3 separate regions of the Mus musculus genome follow, and regions 2 and 3 are each linked to region 1. Evidence: chromatin loops called from intact Hi-C (ENCODE). Cell type or tissue: left cerebral cortex. All regions are shown on one strand. Region 1 holds the start of Shb (src homology 2 domain-containing transforming protein B). Region 2 holds the start of Zbtb5 (zinc finger and BTB domain containing 5). Region 3 has its middle 7.2 kb from the start of Gm12409.

Region 1 (8,000 bases):
CCCACACAAGACCCGTACAAGATCAAGCCAGTCAATAACCATTCCAGCATGGGTCGGAGGTCGCTGGGGAGCTACTGGCAGCTCTTAGGGAAGCTTGGGGGAGCAGGGGTTGCAGTGGGGGGTGCAGCTGGTACTTTGCCCATGCCCATACAGGCAGCACTAATTTGACTCAGTAGGTGATTTTTTTTTAAAAAGGAGATTAAGGTAGGAACAGCAAGTGTGTGTGTGTGGGGGGGGGGTAGAGAGGGAGTGGGGAGCAAAGAGTGGGCGTGATCAAGATACATTTGCATCTATGTAGAAAGCTGTCAAAAAGTCTATAAAAACAAATGTGTGTAGGGCTTTAAGAAGTTGCAGAGGAGGGGTGAGGATGGAGGTCCTTTGGTAGAATTGCTTACTTAGCATTACAAAGCCCTGGGTTCAATCTCCAGAACTGCACAAAACTAGATGTGGTTCATACCTGTAATCCCCACTGAGAAGTGGTGACACATGCCTTTTATCCCAGCTCTCCGGAGGCAGAGGCCAACCTGGTCTACAAAATGAGTTCCAGAACATCCAGGGCTACACACACACAAAAAAAACCCTGTTTCTAAAAACAGGAAGGAAGGAAGGAAGGAAGGAAGGAAGGAAGGAAGGAAGGAAGGAAGAGGGAGGAAGGGAAAGGGGGACTGAAGCCCATCTTTGGCTACCTAGTGACTAGGGTCAGCATTGTTTTAGTCTTATCTAGAAAGTAAATAAAGCAGTGTCCAAGCCAGCCTTCCAAGCCAGCCAGCCTTCCAGGACACTCTGTCTTGCAACCACTCCCTTGCTGCCTCTCTTTCTCATGACAGAAGGAACATCTGGTAACATCCTCCCTTGTCTCCCAGAAGAGACCACTTTTAAAAGATCAAAGCTTCAACATGAGAAAGGAAAACCATCCCTGAGAGAGTGTTTCTTTAAAACTGTATCTCTTACCACCATTCAACTCAGTTTACCTTCCTTGGCCCAGGCCCTGCAGCCCCTCTCCGGTCCTGTCCAACTCTAACCTCTCCGTTCCAACCACATAAGACTTCATACCTGCAGTTCTCTAAGCACCAGACACTTCTCCAGCCATCCCCTGATCACTCCTGGCTCCAGGTCAACAATGGAAACCCCATTTAACACCAGGCCCCATCACAGGGTGCCCTCTGTCACAGCACTCAACACAGACATACCCTGCTCAGGATCCCCCTTCCAGCACCTGGAAGAGGAGAGCAAAGACCCATGGGAAATATTGTGACAATGTAGCCAAGTCTTAGGCACACTTGACATTCCAGCTACAAAGTATGATTACTATGCATCTGTAAGTCTTAACTCTAATTGGGGGGAAAAATGTTTACAACAAATTTGAAAGCCACACAAAGATTTCTGAGAGCAGGCTGAACCACAAGCAGTAAACAAGGAAAGTCTGCCCCCTGGGGGGCAGTGGTCTTGGGCAACTAGGGATGCTGAGTCAGGTGAGGTGGGCTGCAAACCTCTCTGGAAAGCTCTCTCCTCACTTTCATATGGAAAAGCTCAAAGCTCACCCAGTGAGCCCACCACATATGAAGCTGCAGGAAGCTTGACTTCCAGAAAACATCAACCACAAGCCCAATAGCTCAGCTCTTCTCAGGGACATCTCTCCTCTTGTACCCTTGGTGACTGTATGAGTCACCAGGGCTTCCAGCTCTCTGTTCTCAGTGTGGCATCTTGGATACTTGGGAAGCACAAAGAGTATGCGTTTCCAAGGTGTGTGCCCACACCGTTCCTGGGGACATAGGCTCCTTCAGGCTGCTCATACCATCCATCCTGGGCAGACAATGCAGGATGACCCCAGGGAGACCAGACAGGCAACTTTTTCAGGAGGGCATATCCTTCCTCACCTCTCCCATAAAGCAAAAAGAAGCCTTGCCAAGCACCCGCTGACAGGTAGGAAATGTCTCCCTGCTAGGCTAGCCAATCTCTATCAGTCCAGGCAAAAGTTTGAGCTTGCAAGGAGAGTGTGGGGAAGAACGCAGGCAAAGCAGGGGCCGGCCAGCCAAGCAACCCTGCCGTGAAGATCTCTCACTGGGCCTCAGATTTAATCAAAACACTGCCTCAGCGAGAAGTGGGCAGAACAAGTATTTTATGGGGGAAGGGAGGTTAACTCAGGAGTGTGAAGGGAAGGAAGAGTAGAGGGGCCTGCCTGTAATTAACTCCCTTGTTATGAAGCAGGGAACAAGATGGCCTGATAGATTCGGCAGGGGATTGCCACAAAGGCTTCTCATTCCCGAGACGGTACTACAGGGATGGAATCAGGAAAGAGAATGAAGTGGGCAGAGAAGGGTCTCTTTTTAGCAGACTGCCTGCGGAGCTGGGGAGAGCGGGTGGGAAAGGCCAGATGGGTAAATTCTCTGGGAGGACGAACCTTAACACCGGAAAAGCCTGCATGGGGGTTCCCAATATCGCTCTAGTACAAAAGGCCGCTTGGCTTCGGAAACCTGGCACGCAGAGTGGGACGTTTAGAAGCATTTACACACATACAGATATTCTGGGACAGCCAATAAGGAAATCTACGACCCGGAGATTCCCTTTCCCATTCTAGACCTCAATTCCCATCTGCATCTGGGAGGGGGACCACTACAGGGACCCCGGGGTAAACGAGAGTAAATGCTCTTTTAGGCCAGCCGCTGCTAACTTTACTGGGGGAGCCGGAAGGGCTGGCTGGGTCTGTCTTCTGGGTAGTTAGACGGGGTGCTCTCGCTCTGGCTCTGGGATCCGCAAGGGTGCGTTTGGGGAGCAGGAACCAAAGAGTCGGAGTCTAATCACCATCTGGCAAAATGAGCGCTGTAGCCTAGACCCCAGGATGCCAGAGCAAAGTTGATGCAAGGGATGGGAAACGTGGCAGTGCCTCAGTTCCCCAAGCGCACCAATAGCTTTGGAGCTTACCTTATCTTTCTGACCAGCTCCGGTCTCCTCGGCGGAGCACTTGTTGAGCAGTTTTTTGCCTCCGCAGGTCGTCGGGCTCCAGGTACGGCCGCCAGAGCACACGCCTCCCGGAGGGTCCCCCGCAGCGCTCGCGCTCTCCACTTTGATGAGTCGGTGCTTAGGGGAGATGTAGCGCACCTCCGCCGGCGTCGTCGGCCGCCGCTCGCTGCTGCTGCGGTAGAGGTGCGGGGAGCCGGAGGATGAGGACGAGGACGCGGCGGCGCCCGCTCCCGCCGCCGCGCAGCAGCAGCCCGCAGCTCCCGCTGCCGCCGTGAAGGCGCGCTGGCCCCCGCCGGGGTCCCCGCCGCCGCCGCCGCCGCAGTAGTCCAGGCGGCACATAGCTCGCAGTTTGCGCAGCGACGAGCCCGGCCCGTTGTACGGGTCCTCGAAGTCGCGCTCCTTCTGCGCGCGGTAGGCGCGGATGAGGTCACTCGTGCTGCCGCTGTCGTCGGGCAGAGAGCCCGACGAGGCCGAGAAGCAGGCGGCGGCCGACCCACAGGACGCCGAGGACGCCGAGCAGGCCTGCGGCACGGCCTGCGGGGGCTGCTCTCGTCGCTCGCCCCGGCGCCGCTGCTCCCGGTAGTCCGGCCTCGGCGGCTGCGGCGGACTCTTAGTCTTGCTGTTGCCCAAGCTGAAGTACTTGTTCAGCCACTTGGCCATGGCGAAGGGCCGCCTAGGGCCGCGGCGCGCGAGCCCGGTCCGCCGCCGCGGCCATTCGGGGGACAACGCTGTCGCCCAGTCCCGCAACGCCCCTGCCCCGGTGGGGGGCGTGCGGGGCACCGGTCGCCAAGTTCAAGTTCTCGCAGCCGCCGCCTCCTGCCGGCCGCCGCCTGGCTCCGGCCGCTGCTGCACAGCCCTCCGCCCCTGCCGCGCGCCGACCGAGCTTTGGATCTCGCGCCCCGCACAGACGTGTCTCATAGGGACCCGGGCCGCCTAGAGCGGAAGGCCAGGCGCCCCCCGCCGCGCACGCCCGCACCCAGCGCCCCCACCCTCGCGGAGCGCGCCCCTGCCCCGTGCGAGCCGCGGCCAGCTGCGGGCTTCTCGAGTGCACGGGGGCGAGCCCGGCCCCACTGCGGGTCGGAAAACAAGCGAACGAATGAGGGAGGCGGCCGGCGCCTGGCGGAGCCCGCGCGCCCCTGCCCGTCCCGGCGGCGCCTGGCTCTGCCGCTGCCTCTGCTGCCGCCTCCCGAGCCGCCGCGTGTGTGACACTCGGCCGCCAGAACCCGCCCAGCGCCGCGGCCCCGCCCCTTCCCGCAGGCCCCACCCCTCCGCCAATGCCACGCCCCTCCTAGGCCACGCCCCCGCGTGCAGCCAGGAACCTCCTCACGACTGCACGAGCCACCTCCTGCGGCCGCCTGGGCGCCAGCTCCGGGGTCCTGCCCTAGGGCGCCCGCGTCCTGCGGCTTGGCAGGCCGTGCCTCCCTCCAGCAGGGACTGCGGCTCTTTGAAGCCAAAGCAGTCAGCACAGTCCCTGGGGGCCCACGCGCCGTGCACTCTAGGAATGGATGTCCACCATCGAGGTGGTAGGCAGGCTGGACTAACGCACGACCTCTAGTTGACCGAGAGGACCATGCAGAGGAGATGCCCTAAAATGAGAGAGTGGCTGTCCCTCTTCTCTTTAAAGGGACAGAGACTCCGGTTCAGCTTTTCCGGCGCCGGGTCTTCGGAAAAACTCTTTATGCTAATGAGTGTATTAGCAATCCAGATGACGGATCCGGACGGGATAGGCGGCTGGGACCAGGCGGGGCACCAATCCCTGAGCAAGGCTAAGGGGAGGTCGGACTGTTTGCTTACCTTTTCACCTTCTAGGAAGTGGGGCTTTAACCCTGTTCACTGCCAACCTAGTGGAACCAGCTATGTAAACATTTAACGCTTAAGGTTGCCGGAGCTGGCGAGACTCTATTTAATCCAGAGACAGTTTTCCAGATGGAGAAACTGAGGCCCCGAGGTAGATTATACATGGATGACTAGGATCTGGTGGCACTGTGATGATGTAACTTAAGACAATGGAGTTATTATCCAAACGTGAGGAAACCCAGGCCAAAGGGGGGTAGCTTTCTGAGTCTGCTCTCAGAGGGGGTAGCAGGAGCCTTGTCAAGAACAAAATACTGCCTGAAAATGAAATAAGATATCTGCCTTCTAGATGTTAGATATGTTTGGAAGTTCTATTTGGCCAGCCCCACCCCCCATCCCCCTTGAGTACCTCTGAGCTGAAACCGTCCTTCAGAATGGTGATTTGCCAAAATAACACACTGTGACCGTAATTTCACCTGTCACCTGTACATTATATATAGGTTGGACACACTGTTTTTCCTGTGTCCTGTAGGAACAGTAACCTATCGAAGTAGAGAGCAAATCCAGGATCTGCTAGTACTGGAGGTCAGACTCTCATCCTGAGACTTCGGGACCTGGTAAGGCACAATGTGACCTCTTCCAAACTCTCCCTGCGACCTACCAGACTCAGGCTCCAGCGACACCACACTAGAAAAAGGCAGACCCATGACTCCGAAGGCTCCAATCTATCTGCTCAGCCCCACGTAGTCAGACTACTTGCCTCTCTCGTTCCCTAAGACCACTTGAATTTCCCAAACCCCACTGCTACCTGAACCCCAACAATCTCCGATAACATTCCCACTTATTTCTTACCTGAGACCTATTCATTTAGCATCCTTAGGAAATAGTCTTAAACTCTGCACACAGGACAAGGCTGAACGTTTGGTGTGTGGAGCATAGATAGGGAGAGACCCCAGAAGTTGATGCTGAGATGCTTATTTTGGGTATCCCTACACTTATATGTCTCAAATTACCCTTTAAATCCTTGCTCTGCTGCGCAAGCACTTAATCATGCTGCATGGAGGGAGGCCCCAATTAAGGGGAAAAAACCTGACCGACCAGGACATCCTCGTTTTAAGCCCCACCCCCGTCCCGCCCCCTCCCTCCAGCTTCTAGGCTCAGGAAGGAAAGGAAGCCAGATCCTGGCAGTCAGCCAGGCCACCTGGGCCAAGAAAGTCCTCCCCAGGGTCTGGAGGCCTGTTCTCTGCTCCCTGCATGTGTGCTGCACATGGAAACAGTATCTTGCTTTTCTGAAGGTTTAGGAAGCGAAGTTGTATTTCACAACTTATTTTTTTCACATTCTGCTTTCAGCTGGCCACAGAGTCAGAGTTGTCGCTCCTGTAAGGTTTCTTCTGGGCTATAATTTGCAAGCCAGAATTATTGTAATGCTATAGTATTATGCCAAGAGCTTCCAGAGTCCCTGTGTAACTGCCTGGCCCCTAAACACTGTATATAATTAACCCCAGTCAGTATCCCTGCAATCTGATCTTATTCCTGGTTTACAGATGGGGTGGCTGGCCTAAAGTGGTATTTACTTGATACAAGCAAGATGTCTCTGGGTGTTTTCCTTTGCGTATAGAGACACACCTTCAGAGATGGAGTCAGAAATAGTAATTCTGAAGAGAAACATAAAATCTTCAGGAAGATAATGGAGAAGCATCCTGCCTTGTGTTTCAGGGAGACAGATGCTTGTAGGAAAATCATCAGAGTAGCCAGAAGATGAGCTCTCTCTCTCCAGTCACAGCTTCCAGGATTCACAGAGGAGAAACTGGGACCAGTGGCAGAGAAACAGTCAAGAGGAACTGCTGTGGGGCTGGTGAGATGGCTCAGTGGGTAAGAGCACCCGACTGCTCTTCCGAAGGTCCGAAGTTCAAATCCCAGCAACCACATGGTGGCTCACAACCATCCGTAATGAGATCTGACTCCCTCTTCTGGAGTGTCTGAAGACAGCTACAGTGTAATTACATATAATCAATAAATAAATCTTAAAAAAAAAAAAAAAGGAACTGCTGTGATTGATAGCCATTTTTCTGGTTGTCACAAACCCCACCCTATGTCATGCTGTAAATAAAGCCTCCCCCCTCCCCCCAGTGTCAGAGACCCATAACAGGACTTCAGGACTTCATACTTGCTCTACTGCCAAGTTCTACTGCTAACCCCTGGTTTGACATTGACACCTCCTTTGACAGGTTTGGCATTGTCCCCTCCTCCCTGCACTGCCCCCAGTTCTCTTGGAGGATGGGGTAGGTGAAGATAGCCATATTTCAGTTTCTGCTCCATCTCTGCTTCCCCCATTAGACCCAGGGCAAAGGGCCAAACGTGGCAGCTGCTTTTTCTGTCCCTCCTAGCACCAGGACAAAGAAAATGACATTTGTAGAGAGGCTCCAAAGGATGTTACCAACTCAAGGGGTTCATCTATTCCTTATATAAAACACCATTCAGTCCACTGGCAGTCACTCTTTCAATTTTTGTTGTTTGTGGCAGGGTCTTAGATACCTCAGGCTGGCCTCAGATTCATAAACTCAGTATGCTGGTGTCACTAGCCTCAAATTCCTGTTCCTTCTGCCTCCATCTCCCCAGTGCTGGGATAACAGGTGTGGACTAGCACACCGGCCTTCTCTGTCTTTCTTTTAGGGGAGCAGGGTCTTACTATGTAGCCCTGGTTAACATGGACTCCCTATGTGGATCAAGCTGGCTTTGAACTTGACACACTTTCCTTGCTTTGGCCTCCCAAGTACTGAATGTGCACCACCATGCTTAGATAGTTTTTCAGATATTTCTGGCCATATGAGGCCTCAGAGGCACTGGGACAATTCAAATATCAGTTTTGTGTCTTCCCAGTAATTGAAACAAGGCAAGACAAGGGCAGGGCAGGAGAATGGCTAGAGAAGACCGTGGTAGAAAGAACTTCTTTGAAAAGATACCTGGGATTACATTGAAGAATGAGTGACATTTTGATTTTTTTTCTTCTTAAAGACAGGGCATCATGTAGTTCAGGCTGGCCTCAAATGCGCTATTTCTGAATTCTTCTCCCTGCCTCCTTTTCTCAAGTACTAATATTACAAGGGTGCCAATGTAGGTGACCACTGTCTTTATGAACAGGCCTCAAGGACCTCACCCTTCACTTGCTCAGTGTGGAGCCTATAGTCTTTCCCCCTGTTTAGCTCGCTTAGACCTTCTGCAATGGCTCTTGGATGGTGAAGGCA
Region 2 (8,000 bases), 510 kb before region 1:
ACAGCTTATGGCCTTGCTCTGATGAAACGAAACCTCATCGCTCAGGAGGACCCAGGGCAGGATCAAGAGAGCCACTCGCCTCCATCCCGCAGGGCAGCCGCTCCTCGGCTCATCCCGCTAGGATGCAGATCCCGAGCGCGGGTTCCCACAGCATCCCGAGAGGCTCCATGTCCAGCAGCAGATCTGCAGGGCACTAGTCCCTGCCCACCCCGCACCGACAGCCGGGCGTCGGGACACAGGGGACGCCTGCGCACAAGAACTGAGCTACCACCCTCCTGGCCCCACCGAGGCGAAGGGTAACAATACCCCTCAGCAGTAAGACAGGGTGGACAGGCGGCCCCGGAACGGCTGCGCGCTCCCCGATGCCTCGGCGCGCTCCCGGTGCACAACCGCCTGCACGTGAGCGCGCCCCGCGCGCGCGCGCCCAGGCCACTCTAGCTGATAGGGTCGCCTCACCTGAGCCGGGCTCCGCCCCCCTTCTCCTCGCAGGAGGAGGCGGTGGCCCTCCTCCGCTCGGACCGACCCTGAGGAAGGAGGCGGGAAGGTCCAGACTGGCTTCCCCGGCTGTGACTTCCGCCCGCCCCGCCCCTCGCTCCCGGCTCCTTCAGCCCGTTCGCGCGGTTCTTTGAGGACCCGGCGGAGGCCTACAGTAAACGGATGTGAGGTACCCATGTCACCGCCTCCACAGGCCTCCAATGGCCAATCATCAGGAGGGCGGGGCCACAGTAGGAGTGACGTTCTGAAAATCTGACCAATCCGCCATCCCAGGACCCCGGCTGTGTTTACTACCACAGCATCCGTGAGCGCTCTGACCAATCACAATTTGCCTTACAGCCCGTAAAACTGTTCTCAAAGATCTTTGAAGGCGGGACTTATCACTTAGCAACACCAGGTTTGGCCTGTAGAAAAGCTATTTTATGTCACGCCCAATCAGAACTCAGCATGAATAAGGAAAGCTAGTGTTTTCCGTCTACTTGAGCCAATCGCAATGACTACTGCCAGCCCTGAGTCCCTCCATTGGCTCGCGCTGACTGTGACCTGGAGTCTGAAGGACAGGTGACTTCCTCTCGCTGTGAGCTGGAGATTACTTCTAACTTGTAGGTTTGAGAAAAGATGTAAACGGAACCCCAAGAAGCCGAGTGAGACGAATGGCGAGCTTCACAATGAGTAGGAAATGCCGTCGGTCTAATGGTGGTTGGGTGGATCGTCGCCCGCATCGCGTCTCAGTTGCCCAGACGTCCAGCATAGCAACGGGAGGGTCGGAACTCAGTCCGACGTGTGCCCACCAAGCCATCAACTCCAGAATCAAGTTTACAGTCGCCACCACCTTAAAACTTCAGGGCTCAGCCCTCTTATCAATGCCGCAAAAGAGTCTGCTGGACCGGGTGGGAAAGAGGAAGGCCCGGCTGCCGCCTTGGCCTCTTGCGGTATACCACCGAGCAGTAAAATCAAGATTATGTGTTCTAGATAGCTTTCCTGTTACTTTGATAAAACTGAACAAAGCAGTTTGGAAGAGGAAGTGTTTACTGGGCTTATCACCATGGTTTCGGAAAGTCCTGGGAAGAATTCAAACAAACCGTAGACTAAAGCTACCTCCTGGCTTGGGCTCAGCTGTCCTTGTGCTCAGTTCACGCCTGCGTGAGAATGGACAGGCCACAAGGGATGAGCCCTACTAAGTCAATTAATAAGCAAGCAATCCCTTTTCCCAAGTGAAGGATAGTATAAAATTCTTAGTTGGTTCACAAGCTAATAGGGTTTCCTAGGGCTTCATCCATCCTTAGTTTGCACCAGTTCCCAACCCCAATAAACCCATATAAAAACCACACAATCCAGTTATAAATATAAGCTATGTACCTAGACTGGACAGCTCTAGCACTGTGCTAACTTATTCCCCAGCTGCGAGACCCTTTGCTATTTGCAGTTTCTCCTGGCCACGTGGTTCTGCTCCTCCTCTTCTTCAGTCCTCTCCCCTTCCCTTCTCCTCTCTACCTGTCCCTACTCTCCAAGACCTCCCACCTCTCCCCTCCCCTGCCCAATTACAGGCCTCAGCCTTTATTGACCAGTTAAAATGGGGAAGAGGATGCCCTCAATACCCTCCCCTTTCCCTCATCCCAGTTTCCTTTCCAGATTAACCCTTTAGCTCCTGACATTCTCTCCCTTTTCTACCATCCACTCCCACTACAAAATGTTTTTTAAGAGAGCATACAGAGCCGAATACAGTAGAATAATAATTACACAAAAATAGAACCTGGTGTGGTAGCTCACACATTTTATCCCAGTACTGGGAGGCAGAAGCAGATGGACCACTATGAGTTTGAGTTTGAGACCAGCCTGGTCTACACAATGTGTTACAGACCAAGCAGGATTATATAGTAAGACCCTGTTAAAGAAGAAAAAGTGCATATGCACAGAGATAAACCCAAGAGATGAAACAGAATGTTAGCAATGGCTCTCTTAAAGGGATGTGAGATTATGGGTTACTACAATTTTATTATCCATAGTTTCTGTGTTTTATACTAGTATACATCCAATATGTGTTATTTTGGTAATTGTTTTAATGATTTAATAAATGTCATGAAAATGAGAACACTTATATGTTTAACAAGATTTAATATAAAGCACTGATTCTTTTTTTTGTTGTTTTTGTTTTTGTTTTTTGAGACAGGGTTTCTCTGTATAGCCCTGGCTGTCCTGGAACTCACTTTGTAGACCAGGCTGGCCTCAAACTCAGAAATCTGCATGCTTCTGCCTCCCGAGTGCTGGGATCAAAGGCGTGTGCCACCACCGCCTAGCTCTTTGTTTTTATTTTAAATTTTTTTGCCATGTTTCATTTATTACTGTTATTGTTGTACGTGTGTGTATGTGCACATGTGCATGCATGCAGGTGCCTCAGCACATAGAGAAAAGCTTGCTGCAGTTGTTTCTGTCTCCGCTTTGATGTTTATAGGGGTTGAGCTCAGTTGCTAATCTTTCACAGCAAGTGCCTTTTCCCACGGAACCACCTCATTGGCCCCAATTCATCTTTTTATTAAAGAATATTGCAAGAATGTTGTGACTTAACATTAACAAAGTTAAAAGCATCAATTTAGCAAAGTCACCTTTGTTGTTCTCTGTTGTGAGTGTGGGTACACACCTATATCCTGACTATCAGCAGAAGAATGAAGGGGAGTTCTAGTTCTGAGTTAACCTGGGCTACTTGCTGAGTGTAAGGGTAGCCTTAAAATAAGAACCTATCAAAGAAAAGTTATTGTTTTGTTTACTGCTATTCCAAAGTTATCAAGAAGTATAAATATGTGGAAATGAACACAATCAGGCAAATACTAGGAAGCCAACATTCCACTGACCCATTAGAGGCCAGCCTGATCTATGGAGTGCATTGAGGCCAGCCAGGGACATATACCAAGACCCTGTCAGTAAATAACTAAATAAGAGCACATAGTGGTCTGTAGGGCGGGGAGTTGAGGATGGACTCTCTGCTCTGTGCAGCTTGCTGGCAGATTGGTACTGATGCATGTGGGACATCAGATCTAGGTATAGTGGTGTATGGCATCCCAGAGGATGAAAAAGAACTGTTTTTAAGTGTTGGTGTGTGAGAAACAACAGAGTGCTGGGAGGAGTTGTTGAAGCTGGTGAATGGAAAGCATAGGAGAAAGAAAAAGCGGAAGAAGAGGAAGAGAAGGGATTTTTGCAAGCCTCTGGCACAGGAACATGGTTAATCTCTCCATGGCCCCAAAGATCAGAGCTTCAGTTAGGGATTGAAGCTGTAGCAGATTTAGCTCCGTGCAAAGGAAACAAACAAAAATCCATCCACTCTGAAGTTAGCCTTACAAAGACTTGCTCAGGCAGCCTGCATCGACTGAGAAAGAAGAGAAAGGAAGAAGAGAGGAGAAGACAGAAGATCAAGGTGACACAGAAGAGGAGAATGGGAGAGAGATGTTGGTGCAAGAAAGGAAGCGGAGAAATAAGATGAACAATGGTTGGTTTCTGAGCTCTGGGTAATCCCTGCAAACCAGGCTCTCCCTTGCATTTCCTCCTCCATCGGCAATATCCTGAAACACCAGCAGATGGAGATATTGCCCTAGAAAACAGGAAAAGTTTCAGCCCCACCCCCAACTTAAAATTCAAATTTTCCTTTTCTTAAAAACACACTCAAAGAGAATGCAAGATGTTTCTGAATTTCCAAACTAAATTTAAGAAGCAAAGATTCTTATGGTAAAATTTACTTACTTTTGTTTGTTTGGTTTTTTGAGACAGGGTTTCTCTGTATAGCCCTGGCTGTCCTGGAACTCACTTTGTAGACCAGGCTGGCCTCGAACTCAGAAATCCGCCTGCCTTTGCCTCTGCTGGGATCAAAGGCGTGTGCCACCACGCCTGGCTAATTTTACATACTTTTAATAATTCATGCTTTTAATCCCAAAGAAGGCCACTGTAAATTTTTGACTTTAGATTGCTACTTGAAAAAGGTTCCTAACATTCTTTCTGTCCCAATTCAGTTATTATTTAATGTATACATATATGTATGTTGTCCGTGTATTTTTGACGACTGTCAGCTAATTGAGCAACGTTGGGATGCACTACAATTCTGACCCAGCTGGCCCATGGGTAACCCTTCTTTTTCCCAGACAGAATCTCTATCTTTTGCATCCTTGCCTGTGGTAATTCTGGGAATCCTCCTCACTCTCTTACCAGTAAGAAAGCAGCCAGTGCAGAGGACTTCCAGTGACTATGCCATCCTGGCAAAGAGGTGCCCCAAAAGGGAACCACTCTGGTGTAACAGAGCTTCCCAACTTTCAACTATACCCACCTCACATGCTGATTTCCAGATGATCTGATGGATTCAGAAGTGAAAGAAAAGAAAGAAACGTTCTGGCTGGGTGTGATGGTGCATTTATGTAGTCCCAGCACTTTTGGCGGGGGTGGGGGGGTGGGGTGGGGAGATCATAGTCACCCTCAGGCACAGAGTAACCCCAGGTAGTGATGTTGCCATTTCACCATTTCAAGGACCATGGTGCTTTGAATAGCAAAGCCATAGTGTCCCTGTGCTAGAGAGGGGTCGAGACGCCATCACTTGGTTTCTGGGAATTGAACTCAGGACCTCTGCTTGCTCCTCTTGCTGGCCCCGTTTGCTCCAGCCCAAAGAGTTATTTATTACTATAAGGAAGTACACTGTAGCTGTCTTTAGACACACCAGAAGAGGGCATCAGAGCTTATGTGGTTGCTGGGATTTGAACTCAGGACCTTCAGAGGAGCAGTCAGTGCTCTTACCGGTTGAGCCATCTCTCCAGCCCTCTTTGGCACCTCTTAACTTCCATACAAGTGTCCATTTTTATGTAGCCAGTGAACATATACATAGTATCTATTATGTATAAACCCTATGCTAACTTGTTGCAAGAACATTAGTATTTCTGAGGTGCGCTCCCTGACTTAGTTAGGCTCCAAGGATTGATGACCTGGTCTACTCTATTACCTACCCTTTCCTTCATTCGCTCATTTTTAAATTTTATTTTACATTGATTTATTTTGTGTGTGCATGCAGATGTATGCTACCGAGTAAGCTCTCTTCTTCCACCAGGTGGGTCCTAGGAAGACCATCAAACTTGGTAGCAAGTGCCTTTATCCACTGAGCTTTTTCCAGACCTCTCACTCAACATTTGCTGAGGTCCCCCCCCCCCCCACTTTTTTTTTTTACAGGACCTTTCAGGAGTTGGAGGTGCAGAAGTGAAAGAAATGAAATAAACTTTCTTTCTGGCTGGGTGTGATGGTGTGTGTATGTAATCTCAGCACTTGGCAAGAGGATGGGGAGTCACCCTCAGGCACAGAACAAGTGGAGTTTGAAGACAACCTGAGCCCAAAAGGAACAGAGACCTCAGTCCCTTCTTCCTCCTTTCATCCTTGACCACCAGATGAGCAGTTTTGCTTTACCATACATTCCCTCTTGGGACCCAAATAAATTAATAATTTAAAAAGTGAAATGTTTCTAATAGGCTCTACCATTCATTACTAACCTCAAATAAACTGAGTATGGAAAAGATTCTGACAGAAGGGGGGATGACTAATTAGTTAACTAAGTCCTTTTATATTCTTTTTTCCTTTCTGGAAAGAATCAATAGAAAATCACTGGGTAGAGTCAAAGAAAGTGTAACCTTCCAACCAAAGAGTTGTGACAGCTAGAAGCAAAGTATAATTTGTGTGTATGTGTGACAGTTCTCACTTGAACTTGCCTCAAATTCATGGCAGCCCTGCTCTTAAATGCTGGGATTACAAGTGTAAGGCTGCAACACGGTTTCTGACAGGCTCTTTTAGCTGAAAAGGCAGTATCAAGGCCGTTGGGGAAATTGAATACTACAAGATTACATGGTTGAATCACTGTTAGCTCTCTTATTTGGGTGGCTGCATTGAAATTACTCAGGGAGAAACCCTACATTAGTCAGTTTTTTTCTATTACCTTAACAAAATATGTGAGACAAAGCTGGTGGTCTAATCTCCGTGAATTTGAGGCCATTATGTTTCACAGAATGAGTTCCAGACCAACCAGGATTACACACATGGTGATAGCCGGCCTTAAACGACAATAACAACACAAAATGAAGACAGCTCATAAAGAGGAACGGTTTCTTTTATTTTGGTTCACAGTTCTGGAGATTTTGGTGTGACTGGTCCCACAGCTTAGAGCCTGCGGTGAGCAATACAACACAAAAGTGAAGCTGCTCTCCTGGAGGTCCGAGACGAAAGGGGAGTTACTGCATCCTCCTGCAAGGGGGAGGGTGTGATCCTCAAGGGAAAGAACCAAAGAGTGGGCGGGGACGCGATCCAGTGAGGGGCGTGGCCTTACTGCTGGTGTACCCTGGGCGGGGCCTAGAATGTCACTTCCGGTTTTTGAGTCCGCGTGTGAACCGGCGAGCTCATGGCTACTCTGGAGTCTCCTGGGATGGATGACCAGGCTGGAGACACGGAGACAGAGGCGCTACAGAGTGCAAGGTGGCTGTACTGTGGAGAGCCCGACGACAGGCAGAAAGCTGTGCTGGGTAAAGACCGCCGACCCGGAGCGGAGTTCCGCGTAATCCTTTCCGCTTCTGTCTGGGTACCACGGTAGCCCACTGCCTGCAGCCGGGACAGGTTCCCTGCCACCATCACCTTTTCCCTCCGCATTCATCTATCGTCACCACTTCGGACTCGTCTCAGGGCAGTGCCCAGGGACCTGACATCTCCACAGCTCTCTCATTTGCCCTTTTCCCCCCTCTACGGAGCAGAGTTTCCTCTCTTGCCAGTTAATGGCATTTCCTCAGTCGTTCTCTTTTGTCACAACCCCTGCCCAGAGGTCACTTCCCCTCCCCTCCTCCATCTCCCTCTTTAGAACTGGACCAGGGCTTTCTTCATACCCCCCCGCCCCCCGAAAGTCGGACTTAAGCTCCCTTGCCTTCACTACCGGCGTCCAGCCACAGTGCAGGTCTCCCCATCCATACCCTGCTGGTCCTCGCCTCTTATTCTTGGCTTACACTCTTACAGTCCAGTTCTCCAATGGGAAGCTGCAGAATCCGGGCGACATGCGCTTCACCTTGTACAACAGCACCGACTTAGTAAACCCCAGGCAGAGGAGTCACCGGATCGTGGTAAGTGCTTGCTGGTACAGATGGTCTGGGCTCTGCAGACCTCAAAAGGTTCTTGGTGTGGGCAGACATGGGAGACCTGGCCTGGGGGGGAGGAAAGGAGGAGTAGCAAATGAGACTCTGGCCCCACTGAGGAGCAAGATTTTGGGCTTTTCACTTATATGGGCTTTATCTTTCCAGACAGGGTTTCTTCCTGTAGCCCTGGCTATCCTGGAAATTACTATATAGACCTGGCTGGCTTTGAACTCAGAGAATCACCACCTGTCTCTGACTCCGTAGTGCTGGGATTAAAGGTGTGCAGCACCACCCACCCCTGGCTTCATAAGTTGTCCCCCTACATGACCTTATTGAACGTTCACCATGTCCTCATGCCGCAGGCTAAGGAAGCATCTT
Region 3 (8,000 bases), 240 kb after region 1:
AAACCAGACAATGGATGGCCCATGACTGAAGTGACTCCACAGTCCTTGATGGGGGTGTCCATGTTCTAGGAGCAGCTCTGTGGCTTTCTGTACCAGGTCTGTGATAACTAATGGGTCCTGGTGGCAGGGAAGGGCCTGAAGCCTAGAATACACCCTACAGTTCGGCTTTGGTGACATTGAGGGCTTTCAAAAGGTGCAGGGTGATCCTCCAGTAATGTCTGAAATCACCGGACAGGAGAGCAAAAGGCACTCTCGGGAATTAACTCCCGTTATTGGAGAAGTTCCCTCACAGCAGAGGTTTGCAGCCCTGTGCAGCCCAGCCTTCCATCAGTACCTTTGGTCCAAAGGGAGGGAGATGGCTTTCTATCCGAATCCCATCTATCCTGCACACAGCCGCCAGGCCTGGGGTGGCCTTCCTCGGCTTTCAAAGAAGAGATTTCTGCAATTCTGAGTGTAAGGCAGAGATCTCATCTGGCATGTGTCCAGGCTGAAGGGGTTGAAATTTCTGTTCTCCCCAGGGTAGGCTGGAAGAGCCTTGCCTTTGACAAGGCGGTAAAACATCTGTGTTTACAAGAGAGATAAGGAAGGAGCTGGCAGCGGTGGGCCTCTGCGGCTGTCTCTCAAAGGTGTTGCCTCGAAGCGCTCAGAGGAGAGATGCCCAGGAAGGAGCAGCCTGTGCCTGGCCCAGGGTGATGATCTCCTATTGCTGCCTCCTAGATTCCATTTCCCCTCTCCCACACGATGCAGATTCTGGCAGGGGGCCCAGCCTGGACTTGCTCATCTCACTCGGTGTTAGATGGACTGACTTGTCTGTGAACTTCATCCAACACTTAGCTTTCCATGATGATCAAACTCTTAACCCTGCCCTCCTGCTATTTCCCATTCTCTCAACAGTCACGTGGTGCCACGCCTCTTCAGCTCATTGCACAGCCTACCTTGACTGCCTTGGCTGCTCCTCCGGCTCTCACACTCCTTCATCCTAGCTGAATCCAGCTAAAAGTCTCCCGTGTTCCTAAGCATGGTCTTTCCCAGGCTTTTCCCACTGGCCAGATGCAACTCCCATCCTCTCCTGCCTGTCTTTCAAAAGCCACATGGATGACATCAATGTCTTTGTGTGTCTGTTTGTCTCATGGGCTCTGCCATGACGTAGCCATCAGTGGAAGGGAAACTCATCTTTAGGCATTAGTTTCCCTATCTGTGACAGGGCAGATGAGTTCTATACGTGACCTATACATTCATTTGGCGTCCCTTGTGGACTGTGAAGGGCAGCAAGCACCTCTGAAGACCCCATGGACCTAGCACATCGGCTATGAGAGACGCTAGAAAACAGATCTCTATACACTAGGTAATCCCCATGCTTCCAGCCAGCCAGGGATATCTACATGGGTCAGCTGGACATACTGCTATGAAACTCAGAAAATGCAGGGGAGTCGGAGGTCACCTCCTGGCCTGAAGCCTCCCTTGGCTGTTCGAGGGAAGGCAGGACTGTGGAAATGTGCGGTGTCTTCCTAGCAGGGTTCTGCTGTCTGTGCTCCACGTCCCTGGGTGCTGGCAGAAGAGCTGAAACGTCTCCTGTTAATTGTCAGAGTGAAACAGACAAAGAGAGGTGTAGAGAAAGCATGGTGCTCCACGCAGTCGGTCCTGTAACGGAGGAGGATGTTTTGTTCTTCCCAGAGCGGGACACACGGCTCAGCAGACCCTGCGGTTTTGCCACTGCAAACGAGGACCCTAACAACTGCCTGTCCCCTGAATAAAGGCTGGAGTTGCAGTGTAGTGGGCCGGGTGCTTGCCAAGCAGGCATCAAACACACGGACAAACACGAACGCCTTGGGTTTGTGTTCCCCAGTGCCACATAAGCTTGGCATGTCCGATGATGCAAGATCAAAAGCCAAGGTCACCCTGGGCTGCATAGTAAGCTCAAGGCCAGCCTACAGGAGACTTTGTTGTGAAAACAAACAAACACCACATCGAGCAGGCAAGCAAAAACCATGAAGGGGTTGGGGTGAAGCAAGCCACTTTATTCTCATTTACAAACTGACTCCACAGTTCAATTTCCCACCCACCGAGCACCTGTTCTCCCTTCTCCAAATCTTGAACTCCTGCAAGCTGCAGTTTCTCATTAGGACAGAGAACTCTCCTCTCAGCCCAGAGAGCCACCTGCTACAGGATTCTAGTAATAAAGATGAATAGTTATGTGCTGTGAGGAACTCACACCCCCCAGCCACAAAACCAGCCTGACATGCCAGTCCTGATCACACTGTGGGCCAGAGGGAAAGCCTCTGCGTCTCCAGGAAAAGGTCCCTCCTCACTACAGTGTAGTGTGTCAGGAATTTGGTGACATCTCCTGACTTTTAGAGGTAAAGCAAAAAAAAAAAAAAAGGGACTCAGAAGTGAAGTCACTTGTTCAAGGTCACACAGATAAGCAGTCAGATTTGGTTTCAAAATCAACTTGCTGTTTGAAAATGTGGCCTTAGGTGGAGGTCTCCCTTCAAGGTCACCCGGGTGGACTCCACTCTGGCAGGGCTAATGGACGATAAACAGAGGTCTGGGAGTGCTGGCAGAACAGAACTGAATTGCACCTGACACTTGAAGGTAGCTGATGGACAAGTGATTCACACCAGAGCCACAGTTTACATTGTCCCTGTAGTGGCTTCTGGGGAGTGGGGCAGGCAGTTAGAATATTCCAGTCCCAGCGGGAGGCACAGGGGCAGACTCTTAGAAGGAATTATTAACACCCAAGGAATTCCTTCGGAACAGTAGGGGGGAATAAAGATTCTTAAAAAAAAGGTCTAATAGCAAATTTTCTGGATTTTCCAGCTAATTTGAAGGTACCTACTTGGAACATTTTCTTGTCAGAAAAGATTTTAAAATACATTCATTCAGTGTGACATGATAATTGGGCCTGGCTGTCTGATGAATGCCTTTTATCTCTTCCTGAGCTATTGTTCAGTGGGATGGAGCCGATGGGCTGCAGGCTGCAGCCAGCACTTGGTTAAATGCACTCACAGAGCCACTTTCAATGATTCTGGTCACAGGAGACAGCGAGACGCGAGATGGAAGCTTATGTGAGCAAGTGTCCGGAAGAGGAGGACATTAAGTGGTTAGAGAGGGCATTTTCTCGAGGCACACATGAGAAGACCAGGGTCCAGGGAGCTGCCAGTGCCACTCAACATAGGGGTTGCATAGATCTGTGTCTCCTGAGCCAGACCCCAGGTCCCTGTATCCTACCTCTTGAGGGGGTCTGTGGAAAAGATGCAGCAGTGGGCAGCTTACGTCTGGGAGACACTGCCCGGTCAGTCCCCACCTACCCCTGACCTCCCCTGCACCAGAGACCCCGCCCTCTGAGCTGCACAGCAGGACTGGGTGGCCCCAAGGGCTGTGCTTTCCTGGTTGTGTGTTCTTAGCTCTGCCGCTTCATGGAAGCAGCTGTCTTTATGGGCCCTTTTTCCTCTTGCCTTTCACATTTTCCTTCCTTTAACCATTTTGTTTTTACAAAGGCAAATTTCCAGACCTGGCCACCTGACAGTCATCTCCACCTTTCTTTATCACCCCTAAGAAAGAGGGGTTTGTTTGGATTTTTTTGTTCTTCAACTTTACGCCATTTCTCCCCCATCCATGTTTTTCTGTTGAATTTGCTTCAGAAATTCTTTGTAGGAACCAAAGGCGCTTTAGAGCGTCTCGGAGCTTTCCATATGTTAATAAGGTGTTTGTAGAACTGTAGCTGGGGTTTCCTCCTTGTCAGAGCAGGGCTATCCTTCCTTTTAAGAGACAGCTTGTCCTCAAAAATGCCCTTCATTAACATTTAACGAATAGTACAGTTTCCGTTGGGATTAAGAAGTTGACATTTCCATTGTTTTTCTTAGAAAACAGCACAACATTAGCCATGCCCTCGAGGGACTGCATTTTCCACCAAAGTGAGATAACAAAGGCCTGGGCAAGGAGTCCTTACCTGGCTGGGTGTGTTGCTATTTAGACATGCGTGTCTGTCTGCGGCTCTTCCCGTGCATAATCGCATCTCTGCATCTGAATGTGTGTTTATGACATTTTACACGTGGCTGTGATTGTCTGCCAATAGGTAATTGGCTATGTATAAATCTGGGCTGGTGTGTGTGTGTGTGTGTGTGTGTGTGTGTGTGTACTATTCACAGTTGTGAATGTGTGCTGTACCTGACTGTGTTCATGCATACATTTGTCTGCATATGTTCTAGGGTGTCTATGCACATAGAGAGATGTGCAGACTTATGTGGAAGTGGGTGCTCTGGGTCTGGGAGTCTGTGTCCCCAGTGCCTGGGTGTGAGCTCCTGTGTGTACAGAAGTCTTTGTCCTGTTTGCTTAAGTGTTTGGGAGGCCCGAGGATGCCCAGCTTTGTGTTCAGAGCCCCTTATAAACATAGACCCAGCGCCCTCCGGTGGACGTTGTTGGAATGCAGCCACAAATAAAACAAACTGGCATGCTCAAAATTATGTCCGATTCAAAATAAGAGTTTCTGGTTATGTGCAGGGCAAAGCTTCTGGGGTTTTCCTTGAGAAAGGGTGTGTGTGTCCAGGCTTATGCTCCTGGATTAGGGTACACGCTCAACAGAGAATGAAGATAGCAGGCTCAACACAGGCAGCTGTCTCATGGTGACATTGTGAAGGGGCTCTTTTTCTGGGGTGGGGACAGGATCACTGGGCTTCCTCTCAGCCAGAAGGGTCAGAAGCGACCTCGTGTGCACACTCCTGAGAGCTTGCATGCTCTATCAGCCTCCTTGGCACCAGTTCAAGGGTATCTCTAGCCCATTGCCCCTCAGGTACCTTATAAAATCCTCCTAGTCTAGGAAAGGGGACCTTCAGCAGAGATGGTATGTATGCTTGTTTCCTATTGCTGTCAGAAAGCATGGGTCATCAACTTAGAGGTGAAAGTAGGTCACCTGTCTAAAACGGAAGAGCAGATGTAGTGGCTCGTACCTGCAAATTCATGTTTGGAAGGCAAAGACAGAAGGGCCACAGCCTGGGGACTGACTATGCCTTCAGCATGCTGGCCTTTGAGGGGACAGTCAAGATCAGAACCATAACAGCAGATTATGTAGTTGTAATAACAATACTTGCCTTATTGGGCCATTGAAGGAATACCAGGAGACAGGAGAGGGTTTGGTGCAACGACAGGGACATTCCACAGCACACATGGGGAAATTACAGGGTTTGTATTCTCTCCCTCTACTATCCTGCTTCTGAGGACAGAACCTGGGTCATCAGGCTTAGAGGCAAGAACCTTTAGTTGCCAAACTACATCACAGGTCCTGTCTTTCTAGTTTTGTTTTGTTTTGTTTTGTTTTTGCTTTTCTTCCTGGGTTCCAGGTGAGCAGGCTTCTACCACTACGTTCTATGCTGCCAACATAATAGAGCCAACTCTATTTGTCACGGGACAAAACCGTGAGCCAGAATGAACCTTCTTGGTAATCCAGAGCCTCTGCCACAGGCACAGAAGCCTGACTAACACCTCTGCCAACCGGAAATGATACTCTAGCGTCACATGCATTACACATCTCCGCAGTAGTGGAGACAGACTTTGAATCCCGCATCATCAAATCTCAAAGGCACGCTCTTCTCCACTAAGGGATATTGATATAAGACTCAAATCTCTGTCTTACAGACAAAAAACAAGGCATTTGGGGATAGTCTGACAGGCATCAATCAACGCCTTGAGAAAAATGTGTGCACGTGGTGGGCAGAGCAAGAATGTCCAATGCAGGAATAAAAACATGAAAAAGTCAAGTCTATTAAGGTTTTATAATCATTAAAATCATTCTTTAGGCATAGTCTGGAGACCATAGATAGTCCTGTATCCACCACTGTCCACAGCTGTGGAGGCATACACCTTTAATCCCAGCACTCAGGAGGCAGAGGCAGTAACATCTCTGTGAGTTCAAGGCCAGCCTGATCCATGTAGTAAGTTCCAGGACAGCCAGAGCTACTTAGTGAGATCCCACCTCAAAAAAAAGAAAAACCAGTTTCATATTCCCTTACTTCCAAATGCTGCCTGTCTTTGCCCCTGTGTTTTCCAACCCCTCCCTAGAGTCTCACCCTTTACAACCCCAGCCCAGTTTATAGCCATCCCTTCAATTTTGCCTTTTCCAGAATACTACAAATGAAAATACAGATGACCTTTTAATATTTTGGGATTTTTTTTTAGATATATTTATTTATTATTTGTAAGTACACTGCAGCTGTCTTTAGACACACCAGAAGAGGGCATCAGATCCCATTACAGATGGTTGTGAGCCACCATGTGGTTGCTGAGAATTGAACTCAGGACCTCTGGAAGAGTAGTCAGTGCTCTTAACCGCGGAGCCATCTCTCCAGCTCCCTTTTAATATTTTAAAAATCCAATTACTAATATTACATAATTCAGTGAGGTGTTGTTTACATATATTTGCACATCATTTACATGTAATTAACATGAGTGAGGGGGTATAGCGTTCCACACACAGTCATGTGACCACATGCTAGTAAGACCACATTCAAGACTCAGAACTATTCTACTACTTCAAAAAGTTCAGGGCTAGGAGGTAAGTCAGTATTTGCCTGGCGTGCACAAAGCTCTGGGTCCAGAAACTGGAAACCTGGTGTGGTGGTACCCTCCTGGAATCTAAGCACTTGGACAGTGGAAGTAGAAGCATCAGAAGTTCAAGGTTGCTGGGCGGTGGTGGCACACACCTTTAATCCCAGGACTTGGAAGGCAGAGGCAGGTAGATTTCTGAGTTTGAGGCCAGCCTGGTCTATAGAGTGAGCTCCAGGACAGCCAGGGCTACACAGAGAAACCCCATCTCAGAAGAACAAGAAGAAGAAGAAGAAGAAAGAAGAGGAAGAAAAAGAAGAAGAAGAAGTTCAAGGTTATCTCTGACTACAGAGCAAGTTTGTGGCCAACCTGGGATACCTGAGATGGGTATCAAAGAAAAAGCAGTCCCTGGGCTTTGCAACTGTAGCTCCTCTCTCTGTCTTCAGTGTCTGCTCACCGCTCCCCAGTGTGGCATTCCCAGTGAGTCGGTTCTGAACAATCTTTACACACACTGATTTGATAATATTTTCTTGAGGATTCTTTTGCATCTATATTCATGAGGAATTTTAGGCTGTAGCTATCCTTCTGTAAGGACCGTCTTTGTCTGCTCGGAGGGAGGGCATTAGGCCTCTAAAATGATAGAGAAGTGTTTCCTCCTCTTCTATTTTCTATAAGAGTTGGTGTAGGATTGGTACTCTTTCTTTCTGAAATCACTCGGTATTAGGCTCGCAGCAAAGCCATTAGAATCTGGGGTTTCCTTTGTTGGAGGGCCTTCAGTTTTGAATTCACTTGTGCAGCCGGTGTAGGGCTTTTCTTCTCGGCTTCTTCAGAGAAGCTTTGGTGGTTTGTGCCTTCCAAAGAATTGGCCCTTTTCATCTACGTTATTAAATTCATGAGAAAAGTCGAGGGGGAGTCAGGGCTGGATTAGCCAAACACACGTGTGAACCACTCACCTGAGGAGACACTGAGAACAAAGAAGAGAAACCATGGCCCAGGAAATGATCAGAAATTCATGACAAGTGTAAGGAATTTCTGAAAGGAAACAGATTATTAAAGGTACAATTATGCACAAAGACGTGAAGCAACAGAAGCCTGACTCTAAAAAAAAATCAGAAATCGCAGAAATGTCAAGGAGACTGAATGTGCTTATTCTCTTGATAGGAGAGAGATCATGTGAATAGTGTAAAAACATGCAGAGCGAATCTAGAAAGCAATGTAACAAAATAACACTTAGTTGTCTATAGAGGATTTTTCTTCTTCTTTTATCCAAATCTTCGGGGTGTGTGTGTGTGTGTGTGATATGAGTGTGTGTATTTTGTGTGAGTGTGTGTGGTGTGTACGTGAGTGAGTGTGTATGTTTGTGTGTATGTGAGTATGTATGTGTGTGAGAGAGTGAGAGAGTATATGTGCATGTGTGTGTGTGTGTGTTTGAGACAAGGCTTCATGTAACCCAGGGTATCCTC

The links. A loop is a pair of places that touch in the nucleus more often than their neighbours do. Peaks named below come from ENCODE experiments on the same cell type or tissue, not always from the same donor. Only the 100,000 strongest peaks of a DNase experiment are listed, where the experiment ranks them.
Region 2: it touches region 1 in a loop (6-fold over the local background); 8 of 42 quality-filtered maps call a loop at or near these places.
Region 3: a loop joins it to region 1, with 3 times the contacts of the local background. A loop is called at or near these places in 13 of 42 quality-filtered maps.

Annotation. Positions count from the first base shown.
Region 1 is chr4:45,526,640-45,534,639 of GRCm38, forward strand. Shb (src homology 2 domain-containing transforming protein B) reads right to left here and starts at 4,189. Exons shown (of 6, transcript NM_001033306.1): 1 at 2,923-4,189. The coding sequence starts at 3,621. In left cerebral cortex, CTCF peaks have their summits at 1,433 (motif pointing left) and 4,135; DNase peaks (open chromatin) are centred at 2,316, 2,922, 3,388, 3,553 and 2 more places; H3K4me3 peaks cover 3,728 bases; H3K27ac peaks cover 1,310 bases.
Region 2 is chr4:45,011,768-45,019,767 of GRCm38, forward strand. It overlaps Zbtb5 (zinc finger and BTB domain containing 5), which reads right to left and starts at 645. Exons shown (of 2, transcript NM_173399.3): 1 at 457-645. It overlaps Polr1e (polymerase (RNA) I polypeptide E), which reads left to right and starts at 6,842. Exons shown (of 12, transcript NM_022811.3): 1 at 6,842-7,025; 2 at 7,507-7,610. The coding sequence starts at 6,905. 1700055D18Rik (RIKEN cDNA 1700055D18 gene) reads left to right here and starts at 1,043. Exons shown (of 1, transcript NR_166789.1): 1 at 1,043-2,584. In left cerebral cortex, a CTCF peak has its summit at 4,051 (motif pointing right); DNase peaks (open chromatin) are centred at 29, 817, 1,486, 4,063 and 2 more places; H3K4me3 peaks cover 2,943 bases; H3K27ac peaks cover 1,361 bases.
Region 3 is chr4:45,767,456-45,775,455 of GRCm38, forward strand. No RefSeq gene overlaps it. Among named protein-coding and RNA genes, the nearest start is that of Gm12409, 7.2 kb to the left of the region's middle. In left cerebral cortex, a CTCF peak has its summit at 4,428 (motif pointing left); DNase peaks (open chromatin) are centred at 658 and 4,373.